Linked DNA regions of Homo sapiens: region 2 is linked to region 1. A link is a loop called in an ENCODE intact Hi-C map of the cell type or tissue named here. Cell type or tissue: CD4-positive, alpha-beta T cell. All regions are shown on one strand. Each heading gives the region's core, and the rest is flanking DNA. Links, peaks and the distances in the headings are about the cores only. Region 1 has its middle 39 kb from the start of HMCN1. Region 2 overlaps SWT1 (SWT1 RNA endoribonuclease homolog).

Evidence for each region. A loop is a pair of places that touch in the nucleus more often than their neighbours do. Peaks named below come from ENCODE experiments on the same cell type or tissue, not always from the same donor. Only the 100,000 strongest peaks of a DNase experiment are listed, where the experiment ranks them.
Region 2: a loop joins it to region 1, with 6 times the contacts of the local background. A loop is called at or near these places in 15 of 110 quality-filtered maps.

What each region holds. Positions count from the first base shown.
Region 1 is chr1:185,689,793-185,700,534 of GRCh38, reverse strand. No RefSeq gene overlaps it. Among named protein-coding and RNA genes, the nearest start is that of HMCN1, 39 kb to the left of the region's middle. RefSeq lists enhancers at 65-726, 5,886-6,387. In CD4-positive, alpha-beta T cell, for the core only: CTCF peaks have their summits at 4,842 and 5,043 (motif pointing right); DNase peaks (open chromatin) are centred at 5,044 and 6,234; H3K4me3 peaks cover 947 bases; H3K27ac peaks cover 645 bases.
Region 2 is chr1:185,232,956-185,243,697 of GRCh38, reverse strand. The region is part of intron 16 of SWT1 (SWT1 RNA endoribonuclease homolog); the gene reads right to left. Among named protein-coding and RNA genes, the nearest start is that of IVNS1ABP, 79 kb to the left of the region's middle. In CD4-positive, alpha-beta T cell, for the core only: CTCF peaks have their summits at 4,840 and 5,045; a DNase peak (open chromatin) is centred at 5,047.

The sequences.
Region 1 (10,742 bases), core at 897-8,896:
GCCCTTGGAGGATATATAACACAGTATCACTCCTCTCATTCCTTTGGCTTCATATGAAGGTGCACAGAGATTAGCAGAAGAGCAGGAACACCAGGGGATGCCCAGACAGCCTGACCCAGAGAAGAGTTTAGAACTTTTCCTCTGGCAGCAATAAAGATATCAAAATGAAGACGAACAGTGACCCCTAAAAGCCACCTATAAGTCTCTATACAGAGACTACTATGTCAGCAAAGGCTAGCAGCATCAGACAGAAACAGGCTAAACCAGAATGAGGAGAGGACTCCTCTATCACTTGCTATTCAAGTCTGACCCTCCAAAACGCAGTATCAGCATCACCTTGGAATTATTGGCAGTGCAGAGTCTCAGGCCCCACCCATCAACCTCCTGAATCAGAATCTGCATTTTGTCAAGACCAGTAGGGGTTTCATATGCATATGAAAGTCTGAGAAACAATGCTGTAAACTACGGCTGTCATCAGTTAGGGGAGCAGAGCTTGCTCTCCGTTTCCACTGAGTTGCCTCCAGCAGGCACTGTGAGGACACATAGGAACCTAGGGTCTGAGGAGAGGTGGGAGGAAAGTTCCAAAGGGAAGAAAAAGAAGAAAGAGCGTATAAAAAAGTGCACATAATCCCATTTATTTACTTTTGCTGTTGTAGCCTAGGCTTTTGGTGTGATATTCAAAAAATCATTGCCAAGGCGAATGTCAAGGAACTTTCCCCTATGTTGTATTCTAGTTTTATGGTTTCAGGTCTTACATGTAGGTCTTTTATCCATTTTGAGTTCATTTTTGTATATAGTGTAAGATAAGGCTCTAATTTCACACTTTTGCTTGTGGAAATCTAGTTTTCCCAGCACCATTTATGGACGGGATTATCCTTTCCCCATTGTGTCCTCTTAGAGGCCTTGTTAAAAATAAATTGACTATATATGTTTAGATTTGTTTCTGGACTCTGTACTCTCCGTTCCATTGGTCTATGTCTCTGTTCTTATGCCAGTACCATATAGTTTTGTAATATAATTTACATTCAGGAAGTGGAGTGGCTTTAAGTTTGTTTTTCTTTCTCAGTATTGTTTTGGTTCTTCAGGATTATTTGTGGTTCCATGCAAATTTTAACATTGTTTTATCTATTTCAGAAGAATGCCATTGGAATTTTGATAGAGACTGTGTTAAATCTATATATATATTTTTTGGGCAGTAGGAAGATTTTAACGATATTAATTCTTTCAATCCATATACACAGGATATTTGTCCATTTAGGTAACAACAACGAAATGGAAAGGCAATCTATGGACTGGGAAAAAAATATTTGCAAACCACGTAGCTGATGAGGGGTTTATACCCAAAGTTTATAGAGAACTCTAACAATTCAATAGCAAAACAACAAATAACCTTATTTAAAAATGGGCAAAGGACCTGAACAGACATTTCTCCAGAGAAGACATACAAACGGCCAACAAGTATATGAAAACGTGGTCAACATCACTAATCACTAGGGAAACATCATTAGGGAATGCAAATTAAAATCACCATGAGATATGATCTCACACTCACTAAGGTGGCTATTATCAAAAAGACAAGAGATAACAAATGTCGATGAGGGTGCAGAGAAAAGGGAGCCCTAGTACAGCGTTATCGGTAATGTAGATTGGTACAGCCATTGTTGAAAACAGTATAGAAGTTCCTAAATAAATTAAAAATGGAACTACCATATAACCCAGCAATCCCTCTTCTGGGTATATATCCAAAGGAGATGAAGTCACCACTTCATAAAGATATCCATGTTTTTTGCAGCATTATTCACAGTAGCCATGATCTGGAAACAACTTAAATGTCTGTCTAAAGAGGAATGGATAAAGAAAATGTACCACATGCCTGTAGTCCCAGCTACTCGGGAGGCTGAAGCAGGAGAATCACTTGAACCCAGAAGGCAGAGGTTGCCGTGAGCCGAGATCGTGCCACCTCACTCCAGCCTGGGCGACAGAGCAAGACTCCATCTCAAAAAAAAAAAAAGAAAAAGAAAAGAAAATGTGCCAAACACACAGACATACACACACACACACACACACACACACACACACACACACACACACACAGAGGAATATCATTCAGCCTTAACAAAGAAGGATATCTTGCTATTTGCCACAACATTGATAGACCTGGATGACATTATGCTAAGTGAAATAAGCCAGACACAGAAAGAAAAATATTGCATGACCTCACTTATATGTGGAATCCTTTTTAAAAAAAAAAAGAAAAAAAGGTCAACTATAAGACAGAATAAAACAGTGGTTACCAAGGACAGCAGTGGGGGATAAAAGAAGATACAGGTTAAAAGACACAAAGTAGTAAATATGTAGGATAAAGCCTAGAAATCTAACATATAACATGAAGACTCTTGTTAATTAAATTGCATGGTATTTGGGATTTTTGCTAAGTAAGTAGATTTTAATTGCTCTTATCACACACAAAATAAACTATGTAAAATGATAGATATGTTCATTTGTTTCACTATAGTAAGCATTTTGCTATTTGTATGTATCCTATAACATGCTATAAACCTCAAATATATATAATAAAATTTATTTTTATAAAAGAGAGAGACAGAAAGGCTAAACACCTGTAATCCCATCATTTTGGGAGACGAAGATGGGAGGATTGCTTGAGCCCAGTAGTTCAAGACCAGCCTGAGTAACATAGGGAGACCCTATCTCTACAAAAAATTTAAAAATAAAAAATAAATTAGCCACAGGTGGCATGCACCTGTGGTACCAGCTACTTGGGAGGCTGAGGTGGAAGGATTGCTTTAGCCTGGGAGGTCAAGGCTGCAGTGAGCCATGATGGTGCCACTGCCCTCCAGCATGGGCAATAGAACACGATCCTGTCTCAAAAAGAAAAAAAAATCTACATACATCAAATTTCAGATCACCAAGTAGAAAGTATTAAGGAAAGGAAAGGGAAGAAGTCTTAGATAATATTTAAGAATGAAGTTTTGGTTGGGCCTGGTGGCTTGTGTCTATAACCCCGGCATTTTGGAAGGCCAAGACAGGAGGATTGTTCACTTGAGGCCAGAAGTTTGAGGCCAGCCTGAGCAACACAGAGAGACTCCATCTTCACAAAACCAAAAACAAAAAAATTAGCCAAGTGTGGTAGCACGTGCCTACAGTACTAGCTACTTGAGAGACTAAGGAGGGGGATCACTTGAGCCCAGGAGTTCAAGGCTGCAGTGAGCTATGATAGCCCCATTGCCACCAGCCTGGGTGACAGAGCAAGACCTCATCAAAAAAGAAAAAGAAAAAGTTTTCAAATGAACAGTCTTAAGTACTCAAATAAGACTGACTCAATAATCAAATCAATAAAAATAACATGAAATGTAGCCAAGATAATTTTACAATTTTTAAATGACAGCACACATATTTAAAATCAGTAAGAATAAATACAATCATCCCATATTTATATTACAATATGTTGACAGTCCTTAAGAGGGTACTTCAACAGTGATTTGTTTAACTGGCAAACATTTATTTAAACTCTTTTAAATGCCAGGCACTATGCTAGGTGCTAGAAATGCAAACAAACAAGACATGGCCCTAAGGGACTTAAAGATGTAATGGGTGAGACAGTCATTCACTTGGCAAATATTTATTTATTGAGCCAGGCACTCTTGTGAGGGCTGAGAAATAAGAGTGAAAAACACAAGCATAATCACTATGTGTGGTGTTTACATGGTAGGGGGGAAGGCAGATGATACATGAAACACATAAGAAAAAGGTATAGTATGTGGGATAAAGCTAAGAAAGTAAAGTAGTGAAGTAGGATTGGAAGTGTAGGAAGAGTGTTGCAATTTTAGATGTGTGGCCAGAAAGAAGTATGAGTTTTGACTAACCCTGAAGGAGGGAGGGAGCACACCATGTGGGTGTATGGAAGGAGAGTACTCCAAGCCGACTGAGCTGTAATTCAAAGGCCTTTCTGTACCAAGACCATTGAGAAGGCCATGTAGCTGCAGCAGAAGGAGGACGGGTGGTAGAGGAGTTGAGGTTGGAGCGGTAACACAGGCCAGTTAGAGCAGGTCTTGATGGCCACCATGAGAACTTAAGCTTTTCCTCTGAGTGACGGAAAATCCCTGTTTTTAAGCAGGGGAATAACAGTAATCTGATTCATGTTCTAATAGGATAAAGCTGGTTGCTATGAAAGGAAATTACAAGTTGTTAGATTCTGAGTCTGTTTGTAAGGTGGAGTCACCAATATTTGCTATTGAATGTAAAAAAAAAAAGATAATATATAAGCAAATGAACATAATAAAATATTATTGTGCTTTGTAACTAAATTCTGTAAATCAAGACTTATATAAATCCAAAGAGCTCTAGAGTTGATTCACACACAGCACACCAGGCCCACTCTTGCAGAACTTCATGCTGGAACTACATGTTCTTTAAGCTACACAGAGCACTGCTGTATACCCAGCGGACATCATATAGCTTTTCTATATTGTGATGAGGAAACTTGGAAAATGAAGTCACAGGATGTTATAGTTGAAAACTGTCTTCTTTTCTTGGACCAAGGTAAACCCCACGTTGGGGTAGTTCTTCTTTTCTTTTTTTAAAAACCACATGATGGTAGGTAAATGTTGGAGTATTTCTTACAGATTTCCCCAGCGTTCTGAAGTTGTAAGTTCTAAACCCATATGTTCCCTTCATTCAAGTTTACTAAAGATACACTAATGAGGTTCCTCCTATTAGCCCCTTCTGTACTAGCACTAACCCAAAAGATGGTCTCTGAAAGTCTCTTCAATCCTTAAGAAACCCAAAACTAATTTTTCAAGGTAGTTGAACAAAAAGTGGTAAACAAGGGTCTCAGAGAGAAAACATTCTGAAGTGCACTGAATCTGAATTATAAATTTCTAAATATCCAATCATAAGTCTCAAGTTATTTTCAGACAATGTTCATCCATTCTACCTTTCTTTTTGAAAGAATCTATAAGCCAGGATCATAAAATCACAAGAATTTACATTTTAAACATGTAACCACAAGGTGGAGATCTAAAGCAAAGATTAGTTTTCACAGCAGGGCTCAATTTAGAATCCAGAACTTCTTATCTAAGGTTAGAGTTGTACCTATCCTCAAGAAATTGACTTATTATTTTAAGCTAGAAGAAAACACAGTGCTTATATATCAGTATTATTTTATATAGATTAGAAACATATATGGCATACAAGTATTTGAGGAAGGTTTAAGCAGTACTATGTCAGACAGCAAAGTGGAGACATCGATCATATTAGAAATGTCAAGTTTTAAATCTAAAGTAGGAAGAACACTATTGTTACCTCACTTGATCATGAGTACATTTAACAAAGGCTAATGTGATTATTTTAGTCCAAATATATGGTTTATATTGAACAACTAATCCTTTAACCTGACAGCACTACCAGACTAGTGGTTCTAAAGATTCTAAACCGAATGAATCTTTTTTTTTTTTACTTCATTGGTATGTGGTAATGGGACTGACTTACCAAGTTAGACCCTGGTGACAGCCGAAAACTCTCACCTTCTTTTTAGATGAGTGGGTTTTATCAGTTTCCCTGATTATACACCAAACACATTTGTTTAATTCACAAACTATCCTCCAGGTTTGCTCATCTAGAAGTTTCATTATTTTAAAAAAATCCATTTCTTTTGCTTTCTTTCACTGTCAATAAGTATTCTTTCCTATAGAAACAAACAACAATCGAAACAGAAAATCTAAGCTAAATAACAGATAGAAAACATGGTACGATCTTTTCTCTCGGCTTCTTCTACTTCCAGGTGCCTTTACTTATCTTAAGAGATCATAAAACAGAAGTTAATTAAATTAACTACCCTCTTCCCCAACCCACAACCTCAGCTGAAATTCCTGGCAGCAAACGAATGCCTTAAAGTTCCTCTGTTATTTTTTATTGTAATGAAAGAACTCATTTGTGGAAACTGTATATCCTCTTAGCTTACTCAGATTCTAAGGCCTTCAATCTTCAATTTATTAAGAATTTTGATCACCTATACCTTAGAAAATTGAAAGGGAAGGCAAGCACAAACTCAAGTATTGTTGCTTTCAGCTATTAGGTGGGAATTTCCCCTCATTCCTCAGCTCTGATTGATCTCATCTCAGTCACCTGCCTGTGTTACAAGTCGTGAAGGAGAGCTCCAAGTTGCTTATTTACATAACGATCAAAGTTTGGGACCTGCACTTAAGAGACCTTTGATCCTGTACACCTTGATTTAGAAATCAAATTGGGACTCTAACAAGAAACATTTGTCCCTTCCGCTGCTTTCTGGTCTCAGCGAGGCCGGAAATACCAAGAGAGGACTTCGCAGTAGTTTAGAACTTCCGCTTCCTGTTCTGGACGAAAGCAGAAGTGGAGAAACATGAAAATGTTAACCAAGAAGCACAATATCCTTTTGCAGACCACCAAAACATTGAAGTTAAATTTAGTTCAAATGTTGCCTGTTTACTTAACCAGTGTAAGTTTATGTGACACCATATTAAACCAAAACAACATCTGTAGAAATAGCCCGGGCGACGTTGAGAGACCCTATCTCTAAAAACAAAGCAAACAAATAAAAATCTATCCTTGAACCGGGTGCAGTGACACAGGCCTGTAGTTTCAGCTACTAGGGGGCTGAGGCGGGAGGATTGGGAGTCCCAGCCCAGCCTGTGCAAAAATAGCAACACCGGCTCAAAACAAAAATGTGTAGGAAGCTTTCAGATCACCATGACTGATTTGCAGAGGAACCTGAGAGAGTGAGAAACATTATCCAGAAGTGATTCCTGGAGTGCAAGTAGGATGGTTGGGCCAGATGATCAGTTACTAGCTTAGATGGCAATAGGGGCTGTTCAATTTTTCATTTTTCTAGGTAGTTGTACTCAAATTTTGTATGCATCAGAATCACACGGAGGGCTCCTTAAAATGCAAATTGCTGTACCCATCCCACCCTCACCCCCCAGTTTCTAATTTTAGTAAATTTGGTGTTGGGTCAGAAAATTAACATTTCTAGTAAATTCCTAGGTGTTGCTGATTCTGCTGATCTGAAGACTACATTTGGAGAACCACTGCTCTAAGTAATTTGCCTGTGAAAATGGGAAAACATCTTAAACTTTATCAAATGTTGGGATCTCATTTTAAAGAGGAAATAAGACAAAAGAGTTAGGAGCATAGGGTTTAGAATCAGCAACACTTGGGATTTGAATCTGGATCTGTCCAAAGCCATGAGTCTGGGCAAATTGCTTAACCTCCCTGAACCACAGTTTCCTTATCTAGAATGTGAAATAATAATCATATCTGTCGCTGAGAACCAAATAAAGTATTCTATGTAGGTGTCTGGCATATGGTACCCCATAAATGATTATTATTTTTAAGATTACAGACAGTATTAGAAAAAATGGTCATATGTAGGCAATACTTTCTGAGATCTAGTGATGGGAGAAAGTTTAGTCAAAATACAATCTGTATTTGTTTTGGATTTAGATTAAATGAAAAGAGATTGATACAGCTTAAAGAACAATCTTTGTCCTTTCAAATAAATAACTCTCATAAGATCCCTGGTTCTTTCTTGAAACCTATCCCTGATTCCCATTTCTTTATTGCCATTTTAAAGTTTATTCTAACATTTATTTCTTTATTCTGTCCCTTGCTGCTTTATTTCTCTATGCTGCTATTTACACCAAAAAAAAAAAAAAAAAAAAAAAACACTAAACTTTTTCTTCTAGCAATTTTCTTCTAGCAAGAAGAAAAAGTAGTGGAGTTAACACTTTCCAGTTACCACCAAATCAGAATTTGAACACAAAGAATAACTAATCAACTGAAAAAAAGAATAAAATTAACAACACCTGTTGTTAACTAAACTGATGATATTTAAATTAATGTATACTGCCCAATTTCATTGTTAATGAGACATCTGTGCATTTTCACCAAAGTAATAGTATATTGCATCCCAAAGCAAAGTCAGAACTAGAAGAAAGTGAACAGCAATTCTCCATCTCTTCTAATGATTAGAAATGGGTTCAACTTAATGCATGAGACATGTTTGCTGATAAAACGGATAGTTCATTCCTGTATCAGGCAAATATTCACTGGGAGCTTACTATGTGCCTCTTTCTGTGACACTGGGGATATACTGGTAAGTAGAAGAGCCCAAAGGCCTTACTTCATGGGGCTTTATAGTCTAGTTGGGAAAACAAACATTAATCAAATAAGCACACAAATATATAAATAAAGAGAAACAGTGATAGGTGCAATGGACCAAAAATACAGGTTAAGTAACACAGGGACAGTGGGGGTTGGAGCAGCACAGATAAAAGTCCCCAGATGCTATGCAAAGGCCATGAAGTGACAGGAGCATGATGGTACATTGGAAGATATTAAAGAAGACCAGACATGCTGGAGGTGACAGTGAGGAGGAAGGATGGCTAAGTCAGGATCACGGAGTGTCCTGTCGACCGTATGAGTCTTCTTCCCAGGAAGGAAGAGAAGCCACCAAAGGATTTGAAGAAGAAAATTGGCATGATCTAATTCACATTTTTAAAAGATCACTTGGGCTTCAGTGTGCCAAATAGGTTGCTGGGTGTAGGGGAGTATAAAAGAAAAGGGGGAAGGAATGGCAAGAATGGTAACAAGAGTCCGTGCAGTTTAGGGCATTACTGTTACAGCCCAGGTGAGAGAGAGATGATGGTACATTGTACTTTGTTGTGATGAAATAGCTTAGTTATTCATTGTAACCTTCTTTAGTGGAAATTTGTGCAAAGAAAAAAATATCATTTTTTCAGATGTCAAAATATTGATGTGCCTGAAAACCTATAGATGGATCATATAATTGTTGAAGTTCCCTTCCATACTTTGACATGATTTAGAGAATTTCAAACGCACATTGTCGCACAACCAGCCTTAAGAGTGATACTTTGTTTTGTTTTGAGGCTACCAAATAGATGGCCCAAAAGATCCATTCACATGGGTGTCTGAACTCACCATTTGATATTTCATTTTTGTGTGATAAAGGCTTATCATTTCTCGGGAACCACTTGAATAAATATTTCCCAGAGGAAAATGTTTTCTAGGTAAGACACCAATGAGGATTAGAAAAGAACTAGCTAAGAACAAACCTTTGGAAAAATAGGACTGAGGATCTTCCCTGGGGAGGAATTTATTATAATCATAATCCTGAAAGATACCATCTCAAATGTCATAATCCCAAATGTTGAAATCCTTAAAAATCAAAATCCCAAAAATATAATTCTGGAAAAAAATTTTAATTCTTTCAAAGATATTTATTTACATTTTTAAAATGGGATTTACTTGAAAAACATATTTAAAAAATAACAGGCCAGGTGCAGTATCTCACGACTGTAATCCCAACACTCTGAGAGGCCAAGGCGGGCAGGTCACTTGAGTTCAGGAGTTTGAGACCAGCCTGGGCAACATAACAAAACCCCATCTCTACAAAAAATACAAAAATTAGCCACACATGATGGCATGTACCTGTTGTCTCAGCTACTTGGGAGGTTGAGGTGGGAGGATCAATTGAACCCTGGAGGTCAAGGTTGCAGTGAGCCATGATCGAGCGAGCCACTGCACTCCAGCCTGGAAGACAGAGTAAGATCCTGTGCCCTGAGAAAATAAAACACTTCATAGGCCACTTTACACAATAAGAGAGGCAATAATAACATAACTATTTTTGCAAGCATGAACACTCAGGTATGCTAACAGTCACATAGATATATCAGTTATGAGCAGACAAATCATATTCATAAAGAAACAGGTCAAAAGAGAAATGTATAAACCATATGACTACGGTTGGTAATTTTGTGCTCCCAGCTTTATAACTGCAGTCATCTGCAATACTGTGACAAACAATGTAAGTTGTTTGATGAGATCAGTCAGAACGTGCAATGGGTCACCACCACATATGCAGTTGCCCAAAGATCAGAGATCTTGAAAAATTTTATCTTTCACAAATGCAGATGTACAAAAAGGACATCTCTTCATGTATTGAGAAAGTTTCAATGTTTTTACATACATGCACAATACTTATCCGCAAAGTGAACATTATAACACACTTTCATGGAGTCAAATTTTTTAAAAAAAAAATGCATGAAATGAATCAGAATCAGAAGTCTCTAAAAAATTCTACACAGTTTATACCTCCAGTATGGGAAATGATATGAACATGAAATACATAGCATATAGAATGATAAAAAATAATACAATTTAAAACAGTAGAAAAAAAAACAAAAAAGAAAAAGAATTTTTTTTCTTTTTTTTTTTCTGAGACAGAGTCTCACTCTGTCACCCAGGCTAGAGTGCAGTCATGCAATCTTGGCTCACTGCAATCTCCACCTCCTGGGTTCAAGGGATTCTCCTGTGTCAGCCTCCTGAGTAGCTGGGATTACAGGTGCCAGCCACCACGCCCTGCTAATTTTTGTATTTTGGGTAGAGACAGGGTTTCACCATGTTGGTCAGGCTGGTCTTGAACTCCTGATCTCAAGAAATCCACCCCCTCTCAGCCTCCCAAAGTGCTGGGATTACAGGTGTGAGCCACCGCACCCAGCCAAGAAAAAGCAATTAAAAACAAAACTTGACATATGAAAAAGTGAATTACAGGAATAGATTATGGGCAATTGCATGGATATAGTCCATAAGAGTTAGCCAACTTTCATGATTATTAACTATATTTTGAAGTCTGGCATCACAATAAATAGCTGCTTTTTTCTTTTAAG
Region 2 (10,742 bases), core at 1,030-9,029, 460 kb after region 1:
TGTATATGTTGATTCTAAAAAGGTTTAACATGCCTTGTTAACAGGGATTGGCGCATCAAAATGTTTAATAATTCCAGAGGTTTCTGATATACGGTTAAGTATTTACTGAGTACCATCTATGTGGAAAACACTGTCCTGAGTTAAAATCAAACTTTTCTTACTATTGGAAAACACCCTTGAGGACATTGTATCACTTCTCACTACTGGCAGCTGGTTGGCCTACTGAGGTGCTAAAAGTTATTTAGAGGCACAAGAATATATTTCTCAAAATAGATAAAATTAATCCTAGGCCAGATGTGGTGGCTCACACCTGTAATCCCAGCAATTTGGGAAGCTGAAGAAGATGCATTGCTTGAGTCCAGGAGATCAAGACCAGCCTGGGCAACATGAAGAAACCCTGTCCCTACAAAAAGTACAAAAAATAGGCTGTGTGTGGTGGCACATGCCTGTAGTCCCAAGTACTCCAGAGGCTGAGGTGAGAGGATCACCTGAGCCCAGGAGGTGGAAGTTGCAGTGAGCTGAGATCACAGCACTGCACTCCAGCCTGGGCATCCGAGTGAAACCCTGTTTCAAAACAAACAAAAACCCAACTAGTTAGAATGTATCCTAGAGTATAGGGTATACTCTACCTTTACGCCTTTTATATAACTGCTTTGTAAGAATGAATTAGAACTGATCATCTGGCTTTATCCCATATACTTACTATACATACTTGTTATTTAAGTTAAAATTATTATGATAGCCCTTATTCAGACCCTTCTATTGATTTCTCCCTAATTTCATTTCTTTTACTGGTGTTTAACATCACTGACTTATTAGGTCATTTATTCCATCTGGTGGTTTTAGCATTTCTTAAAACGAGACTTAATAGCAAGGAATTTTAATTAAATATCAGAACAATAAATCATTAGGTAGAATTAGTCAGGTATAAAACAAGAAGTAAATTTTAAATAAAAGAACAGATTATAAATAAAAACTCCATAAACAAGTTAAAATATTTGTTGTCTTCAAGAAGTAATCTTCATATTATATTTAATTGCTTAATTTGGATGTGATTTGATAATTTATGATGGGATACATTTAACTCTGTCATCCAAAACTGAATTATACTGGCCAAGGGAACACTAACACCTAAGTCCACTCTAGGGGCGATGGGAATAACTGCGGCATTTCTCCGCTGATATAAGTATCAGCGGAGGTTACCTTAAAAGGTAAATATAAGGTCTTTATTTCCAATTCTTGAATGACAAATGCTGGGAAACACAGATAAGAGTTTTAGATATGTAAAATGAAATCCAGTTATTCTAAAAATTAAGTCATAGTGATGTATTATCTTCAGTAACATACAGACCCAGGTTTAAAAAAATCAGCTGGTTACTGAAAAATTCAGTCCGACTGATACGTGAATGCCACGTATTTTATCAGCTACTTTAATAAAAATTTTATTACATATTACATTTAAAATTTGATATACACATTAACTGTGCTTGTCAAACTGCAATATAGATACCATAAAAGCTCTTAATAACTGTCTATATTTTACACATATGACCTTATATGTGTCTATAATATAACAAGAACTGCCTGCTTATATTCCCTGAGTCTAACTCTTCCATTAGATCCTATCTTTCCTTCTACTAGCCCTATTTTACATAGTTGATCTAGAGAGTAATCCATAAGTAATAATCTATAGTTGATAAAGTAATCAAGGATAACAATGTAACCCGAAGAGACATTTGGGTGAATTACTGGAGGCTCCATCATCTGCTCCAGACATAAATGCCTTTTTAATCTCCTTAATCTCTCTCTCTTCCAGTCTTTCTCCTTCCTCCTGATTTTCTTATTCTTTAACCTTTCATAGCTTGCTCATCTCTCTTCTATACCTCTTTTAAAACCTCTACATTAACTATTCATCTAATGTCATAATGTAGTATAATTAGCATTCAGCCTTAAAAAAAGTTGCCTTCTATCACAAAGACTATAAAACACTCATTAAATAATCACTTACTGACCATCTACTATGTGTCATTACCTGTGCAAGGCTCCAGATACAGAAAAGTAAGACAGTTTCTGCCCTGGAGGCATTCAAAGTATTAAGGAACTGATTATAAAATAAATTATAAAAAATAAAATTATTTTTTACAAAATGGTGGCATGAAGGATGAAGCAACTAAGTCTTTTCATTTTTAAACAATAAATTGTATTATTTTTTCTTACTCAACAAAGCAACTGATATACTTGGTGATGAAAGGACAAGGTGTTGAAAGTCTGAGAAGGTAACTAAGTGATATCTGAGGAGCTGTGAAACCCTAACTGAAGAGTGGGAGGTGAAGCCTAATTATCTAAGGGTGAAAAGGCCAAGCCTCAAAGAAAGTAGGTCAGACACAAACATGAATAAACCCCTCCACTCTAGATAACAATGGCTGAATATTTTGCACACTGCAATGAGTTCAGAGTCTAAAAAGTCACTTCTAAACTTCAAAGGATGAAGTTTTTAAGGTCTTTATTTTCTACACATTAGCATGCCTGTGACAGAATCTTTAGTTTCAACAACTAGTTTAAAGAAGTAGCCTAAAGTGTGTTATCTTTGTGTAAAGTAAAGGATGACCTATTCTAAATAACCTTTTCCAAAATCTTAAGAGGTCAACTATCAATATATACAGTAAGTCAAAGAGGCGAAGTTAATAAAATTTTATCTCAAAAGCAAAAATCAGTATCTTTGAAGCATATTAGTGGATCTGAAAAGCTACTGTGATTTTAAGGTTTCTTTTCCCAGAAATAATGCATAAATATACCATATATGGTCTGTTCTTACGTTAAAATGGGGTAGGAGATTAAAAGGAAAATTAATTTTTAGAGGTTTAATAAGAAAACAAAATATATGCAAATCACACCCAAAAAACCCCAAACTTCATGACTGCAATTATTTTAGAAAAATAGCTGTCTAAAGTATTCCAAACTAAAGCCACAAGAATGTGACAGAGGTTATTAAAACTTAGAAGATTAAACAACTCAATAAAAATTAATCATCTTCCTTTCCTAAATTGAAACTGAGGTTTTATTTTCCAAAATCCTGTTCTATGATCAAGTACAAATGCCCATGCAGCATATGATTATGTCCAAACACAACGGTTAGCAGTCATTTATTGCTAAATTTAAATATGACCAAACAAAATGACAGCTAGAAAAAAAACTAAGCTATATACACTTGAGATATCTTTTAATATAAAAGCATGTCCTCAAAATGCACCTATTTATAAGGAATAGAAATTCCCTCTGCCTCTTTCCCACCCCAAATATGAGTCAAAATAATAAACCAAGAAAACACTCATTATCTCAAACATTTCAAATAAAGCTACTTCAGTTCATGAAACTCACATATGCAAAGTTTTACATGTTAAACCAAACATATTTGGGCATGAGCTAGTATATTTTTGGATTTAAAATATTACCTTTTTTTGTTTTTTAAAACATAATTTCTACCTTATTTTATAAAGGTGAAATACAAACATAAAACCTAAGCAAGTTAAAGTTTCTCACCTTCACCCTCCTTCTTAGCTTCTAAATCAGGCAGCTAGCTCATCATCTATTTCACAGAAACAGAAACATATCTACAACACTTGTATTGTTGCTTTGAATATTAGCTTTCAAGTTGAAGCTGCACGCATTTACAGTGTGCCTCAGAGTTGGATTACATGACCTGTTTAGTTAACTCTGCAAAGATGACAGTTTAAGCAAAAATACATGTAGACAATGTTTTTGATCAATATAGAAAGTAGAACTTTCCCTATTTTTAGAAATTTGCAATTCAACTCTCCAATTAATTTTGTTCCAAATGAAACTTTATCATCTTTATATACTAAGCAAAAGGTTTCTGTGGTCTTAAGAGTTACTTGATCAATCTAGACATAAGTTTACAAAAGTATAAATTAAGACTATGTAGTACTGACCAAAAACAAATCTTAAAACACTTTTGTCTATCTGAAAAAAAAATTATCAACATTGTCCTTGGCTATCTAGTGGTTAGATGAGAAAACTATTAACAAAAGTGCTCAAATTAATCCTGTATACATATAAAAGAAAAGATGAGGAGAGAAGCAATTTCTAAATGAATAGCAAATAAGCTAATTGAAGTTCTTCTCCTACCTAAAAAGAAAGTGTTCAGAAAATATAGGAATTTGCAAGATCCTCATCCCTTTTCTAACTTTGCAAAATTAGGTATTTTGCTGCCAAATATATAACCATACCGACAACTGCTCCACTAATTTTTCAATCTTAACCACAATCATGTTTAGAGTTTTCTTAAAACTGAAATACACATTTTAAACATTTCAAACTTCACATATCAACTTTAAGGAAAAAGCAAGATTAGCGCATGTAAACATAGTTAGAAAGTATTTTCACATACATCATTTCATACACTCTTCTAAAGAAGGTACCAGGATTCTCATTTAACAAGGAAAGAAACTGTGACTTAGAGGGTAAATGACATGCCCAAAGTCAGCTACAAGGGGATAAATCTAGAACTAGAACCCAAAGCTGTTAGTCTATCAAATATGTTTTCATTCACTTCTTTAACTGAAAGGCCAAGCTAAAGATCACCTGATTATCGAGCCCCAATATAACACTATATATGATCTACTATTTTTAAGATAAAAGGGAATAGAGCTAACATATAATCACTGAGCATGCATCTCAAAACCAAATGAAACTAGGTCATTTTAGCAAGCATCAAAAATGCTAATTTGCAGTCACTACAAATTGCATGCAATTTCAATATTTAATTTTAAATTTAAATTAAATTGTAAAATTTTAAAACAATATTTAGCAAAAAAATTTTTAAACTGAGCTTCTTTTGATTTAACATGATTTTGTTTCTTGAAAGATTTTAAGCACTACATGTACACTTGAAAAAATAATTATTAACTTTTATTAAATTTTAATTTAAATGCCTATTATCTGCCCGGTTTAAAAAAAAAAATTCACAATTTTGTAGTTTCCTGTTGATAAGTGAATGGTGAGTTAAGCAAACCAGTTTATTCACAATGCTCCCTACTGGTAGCTCAAGAGAAAAGCATTCTCTAATGTAACATTACAAAAAATTGCATTAGTTTTATTAAATGTGATCTCTCACCACCTGCATACAAATCCCCTGGAAAGCTTAAAAATACAACTTCCTTGCTCTACACAAATACCTACAGATATTTTTATTTAAGTTAGTCTGGGATAAAACCTTAAACTTTACATTTGTAACAAATTCCCCAACAAACAAGTTAAGAATTGCTGATGGTTAGTAATACCAACACCTTGCTCTCAAAGCACAATAGTAACCCCATGAAATGCTCTGGGAAGGTATTATTATGGCTGTTTTATGAACACTGAGGCTCAAGATAGCTTTAAAAATTTTCCCCAAGCCAGGCAAGGTGGCTCATGCCTGTAATCCCAGAATTTTGGGAGGCCAAGAAAGGAGGATCACTTGAGCCCAGGAGTTCAAGACCAGCCTGAGCAATATGGCAAACCCCATCTCTACAAAAAATACAAAAATTAGCTGACTGTGGTGGCATGTACCTGTAGTCCCAGCTACTCAGGAGACTGAGGTGGGAAGACTGCCTGAGTTCAGGAATTCGATGCTACAGTGAGCCGTGATTGCTCCACTGTACTCCAGCCTGGGAAACACAGTAATACTCTGTTTAAAAAAAAAAAAAATCACCCCAGGTCACATGCTAAAAGGTAGCAGAGCTACCAATCTTTTCTTATCCCTAGTGCTAGGTGTCCTTAAGATGAAAGAGTAACAAATTGTATTAGCCTTAAAATTCAAGTAATTATTTCTTTTAGATACTGCTTATGTAAGCAATACATGCTAAATCTTCTTAACCCTGGTTCCACCCACATCAGTTGGGGAGTCTGTAGAAATGTCTGACCAGGTCCCATTCTCAGATTCAGATTTAATAGGATTAAGGTAGGGCCCAACCACTGTTACTTTAGTATTATTATTATTTTATTATACTTTAAGTTCTGGGGTACATGTGCAGAATGGGCAGGTTTGTTACATAGGTATACACGTTCCATTGTGGTTTCCTGCACCCATTAACCCATCATCTACATTAGGTATTTCTCCTAATGCTATCCCTCCCCTAGACCCCACCCTGACAGGCCCCAGTGTGTGATGTTCCCCTCCCTGTGTCCATGTATTCTCACTGTTAAATTCCCACTTATGAGTGAGAACATGCAGTGTTTGGTTTTCTGTTCTTGTGTTAGTTTGCTGAGAATGATGGTTTCCAGAGTCATCCATCTCCCTGCAAAGGACATGAACTCATCCTTTTTTATGGCTGTATAGTATTCCATGGTGTATATGTGCCACACTTTCTTTATCCAGTCTATCATTGATAGGCATTTGGGTTGGTTTCAAGTCTTTGCTATTGTGAACACCGCTGCAATAAACATATGTGTGCATGTGTTTTTATAGTGGAATGACATATAGTCCTTTGGATATATACCCAGGAACGGGATTGCTGGGTCAAATGGTATTTCTAGATCTAGATCCTTGAGGAATCATCACACTGTCTTCCATGATGGTGGAAATAATTGCCACCAACAGTGAAAAAGCATTCCTATTTCTCCACATCCTCTCCAGCATCTGTTGTTTCTTCACTTTTTATGATCGCCATTCTAACAGGTGTGAGATAGTATCTCATTGTGCTTTTGATTTGCATTTCTCTAATGACTAGTGATGATGAGCTTTTTTCATGTTTGTTGGCTGCATAAATGTCTTCTTTTGAGAAGTGTCTGTTCATATCATTTGCCCACTTTTTGATGGGGTTGTTTTTTTCTTGTAAATCTATTTAAGTTCTTTGTATATTCTGGATATTAGCCCTTTGTCAGATGGATAGATTGCAAAAATTTTCTCCCATTCTGTAGGTTGCCTGTTCACTCTGATGATAGTTTCTTTTGCTGTGCAGAAGCTCTTTAATCAGAACCCATTGGTCTATTTTGGCTTTTGTTGCCATTGCTTTGGGTGTTTTAATCATGAAGTCTTTGCCCATGCCTATGTCCTGAATGGTATTGCCTAGGTTTTCTTCTAAAGTTTTTATGGTTTTAGGTCTTATGTTTAAGTCTTTAATCCCTCTTGAGTTAATTTTTGTGTAAGGTGTAAGGAAGGAATCCAGTTTCAGCTTTCTGCATATGGCTAGCCAGTTTTCCCAACACCATTTATTAAATAGGGAATCCTTTCCCCATTGCTTGTTTTTGTCAGGTTTGTCAAAGATCAAATGGTTGTAGATGTGTGGCATTACTTCTGAGGCCTCTGTTCTGTTCCATTGGTCTATGTCTCTGTTTTGGTACCAGTACCATGCTGTTTTTGTTACTGTAGCCTTCTAGTATGGTTTGAAGTCAGGTAGCGTGATGCCTCCAGTTTTGTTAGGATTGCTTAGGATTTTTTATTTTTTGCTTAGGATTGTCTTGGCTATGTGGGCTCTTTTTTGGTTCCATATGAAATTTAAAGTAGTTTTTTCCAATTCTGTGAAGAAAGTCAATGGTAGCTTGATCGGAATAGCAGTGAATCTATAAATTACTTTGGGCAGTATAGCCATTTTGATGATATTGATTCTTCCTACTCATGAGCATGAAATGTTTTTCTATTTGTTTGTGTCTTCTCTTATTTCTTTGAGCAGTGGTTTGTAGTTCTCATTGAAGAGGTCGTTCAAATCCCTTGTAAAAGTTGTATTCCTAGGTATTTTATTGTCTTTGTAGCAATTGTGAATGGGAGTTCACTCTTGATTTGGCTGTTTGTTATTATTGTAAAGGAATGCTTGTGATTTTTGCACATTGATTTTGTATCCTGAGACTTTGCTGAAGTTGCTTATCAGCTTAAGGAGATTTTGGGCTGAGACGATGGGGTTTTCTAAATATACAATCATGTCATCTGCAAACGGAGACAATTTGACCTCTTCTCTTCCTATTTGAATACCCTTTATTTCTTTCTCTTGCCTGATTGCCCTGGCCAGAACTTCCAATACTATGCTGAATTGGAGTGGTGAGAGAGGGCATCCTTGTCTTCTGCCAGGAATGCTTTCAGTTTTTGCCCATTCAGTATGATACTGGCTATGGGTTTGTCGTAAATAGCTCTTATTATTTTGAGATACATTGTATCAATACCGAGTTTACTGAGAGTTTTTAGCATGAAGGGCTGCTGAATTTTGTCAAAGGCCTTTTCTGCATCTATTGAGATAATCATGTGGTTTTTGTCTTTGGCTCTGTTTATATGCTGGATTACATTTATTGAATTGCGTATGTTGAACCAGCCTTGCATCTCAGGGATGAAGCTGACTTGATCATGGTGGATAAGCTTTTTGATGTGCTGCTGGATTTGGTGTGCCATAATTTTATTAGGATTTTCGCATTGATGTTCATCAGGGATATTTGCCTGAAATTTTCTTTTTTGTTGTGTCTCTGCCAGGTTTTGGTATCAGGATGATGCTGGCCTCATAAAATGCATTAGGGAGGATTCCCTCTTTTTCTATTGTTTGGAATAGTTTCAGAAGAAATGATACCAGCTCCTCTTTGTACCTCTGGTAGAATTCAGCTGTGAATCTGTCTAGTCCTGGACTTTTCTTTTGGTTGGTAGGCTATTAATTGCTGCCTCAATTTCAGAACTTGTTACTGGTCTATTCAGGGATTCGACTTCTTCCTGGTTTGGTCTTGGGAGGGTGTATGTGTCCAGAAATTTATCCAATTCTTCTAGATTTTCTAATTTATTTGCATAGAGGTGTTTATAAGTAGTCTCTGATGGTAGTTTGTATTTCTGTGGGATTGGTGGTGATATCCCCTTTATCATTTTTTATTGCATCTATTTGATTCTTCTCTCTTTTCTTCTTTATTAGTCTAGCTAGTGGCCTGCCATACAAGAGCTCCTGAAGGAAGCACTAAACATGGAAAGGAACAACCGGTACCAGCCACTGCAAAAACATACCAAATTGTACGTAAAGACCATCGACACTATGAAGAAACTGCACCAACTAACGGGCAAAGAAAACCAGCTAACATCATAATGGCAGGATTAAATTCACACATAACAATATTAACCTTAAATGTAAATGGGCTAAATGACCCAATTAAAAGGCACAGACTGGCTAATTGGATAAAGAATCAAGATCCATTGGTGTGCAGTATTCAGGAGACCCATCTCATGTGCAAAGACACACACAGGCTCAAAATAAAGGGATGGAGGAATATTTACGAAGCAAATAGAAAGAAAAAAAAGCAGGGGTTGCAATCCTAGTCTCTGATAAAACACACTTTAAACAAACAAAGATCAAAAGAGACAAAGGCATTACATAATGCTAAAGGAATTAATGCAACAAGAAGAGCTAACTATCCTAAATACATCTGTACCCAATACAGGAGTACCCAGATTCATAAAGCAAGTTCTTAGAGACCTACAAAGAGACTTAGACTCCTGCACAATAATAGTGGTAGACTTTAACACCCCACTGTCAATATTAGACAGATCAATGAGACAGAAAATTAACAAAGATATCCAGGACTTGAACTCAGCTCTGGACCAGGCAGACCTAACAGACATCTACAGAACTCTCCGCCCCAAATCAACAGAATATACATTCTTCTCAGCACCACACTGCCCTTATTTTAAAATTAGGCCGGGCGCAGAGGCTCACGCCTGTAATCCCAGCACTTTGGGAGGCTGAGGGGGGTGGATCATGAGGTCAGGAGATCGAGACCATCCTTGCTAACATGGTGAAACCCGGTCTCTACTAAAAATACAAAAAAATTAGCTGGGCATGGTGGCGGGTGCCTGTAGTCCCAGCTACTTGGGAGGCTGAGGCAGGAGAATGGCATGAACCCAGGAGGCGGAGCTTGCAGTGAGCTGAGATTGCGCTACTGCACTCCAGCCTGGGCGACAGAGCAAGACTCCGTCTCAAAAAATAAATAAATAAATAAATAAAATTGACCACATAATTCGAAGTAAAACACTCTTCAGCAAATGCAAAAGAATGTAAATCATAACAAACAGTCTCTCAGACCACAGTGCAATCAAATTAGAACTCAGGATTAAGAAACTCACTCAAAACCGCTCAACTACATGGAAAGTGAACAACCTGCTCCTGAATGACTACTGGGTACATAATGAAATGAAGGCAGAAATAAAGATATTCTTTTTGAAACCAATGAGAACAAAGACACAACATACCAGAATCTCTGGGACACATTTAAAGCAGTGTGTAGAGGGAAATTTATAGCACTAAATGCCCACAAGAGAAAGCAGGAAAGATCTAAAATTGACACTCTAACATCACAATTAAAAGAAGTAGAGAAGCAAGAGCAAACAAATTCAAAAGCTAGCAGAAGAAAAGAAATAAGTAAGATCAGAGCAGAAATGAAGGAGACAGAGACACGAAAAGCCCTTCAAAAACTCAATGAATCCAGGAGCTGGTTTTTTGAAAAGATCATTCCTATTTTTTTAAACTCCCAGGTGATTATAGTCTGCCACTAGGGCTGAGAATCACTTGGGCCAGTGATGCTCAGCCTTCAGCATGAACAGAATCACCTAGAGGACACAGACCTATAGGCCTCATACCCACAGTTTCTGATTGAATAAATCTGAGAGGGCCTGAAAATCTGCACTTTTAACAAGTTAGATGTGGTGATGATGCTGGTCTTGTGATTACACTTTGAGAACCACTAGATAAGCATATTGGCTAGAGGTTCTCAACCTTGCTGACACA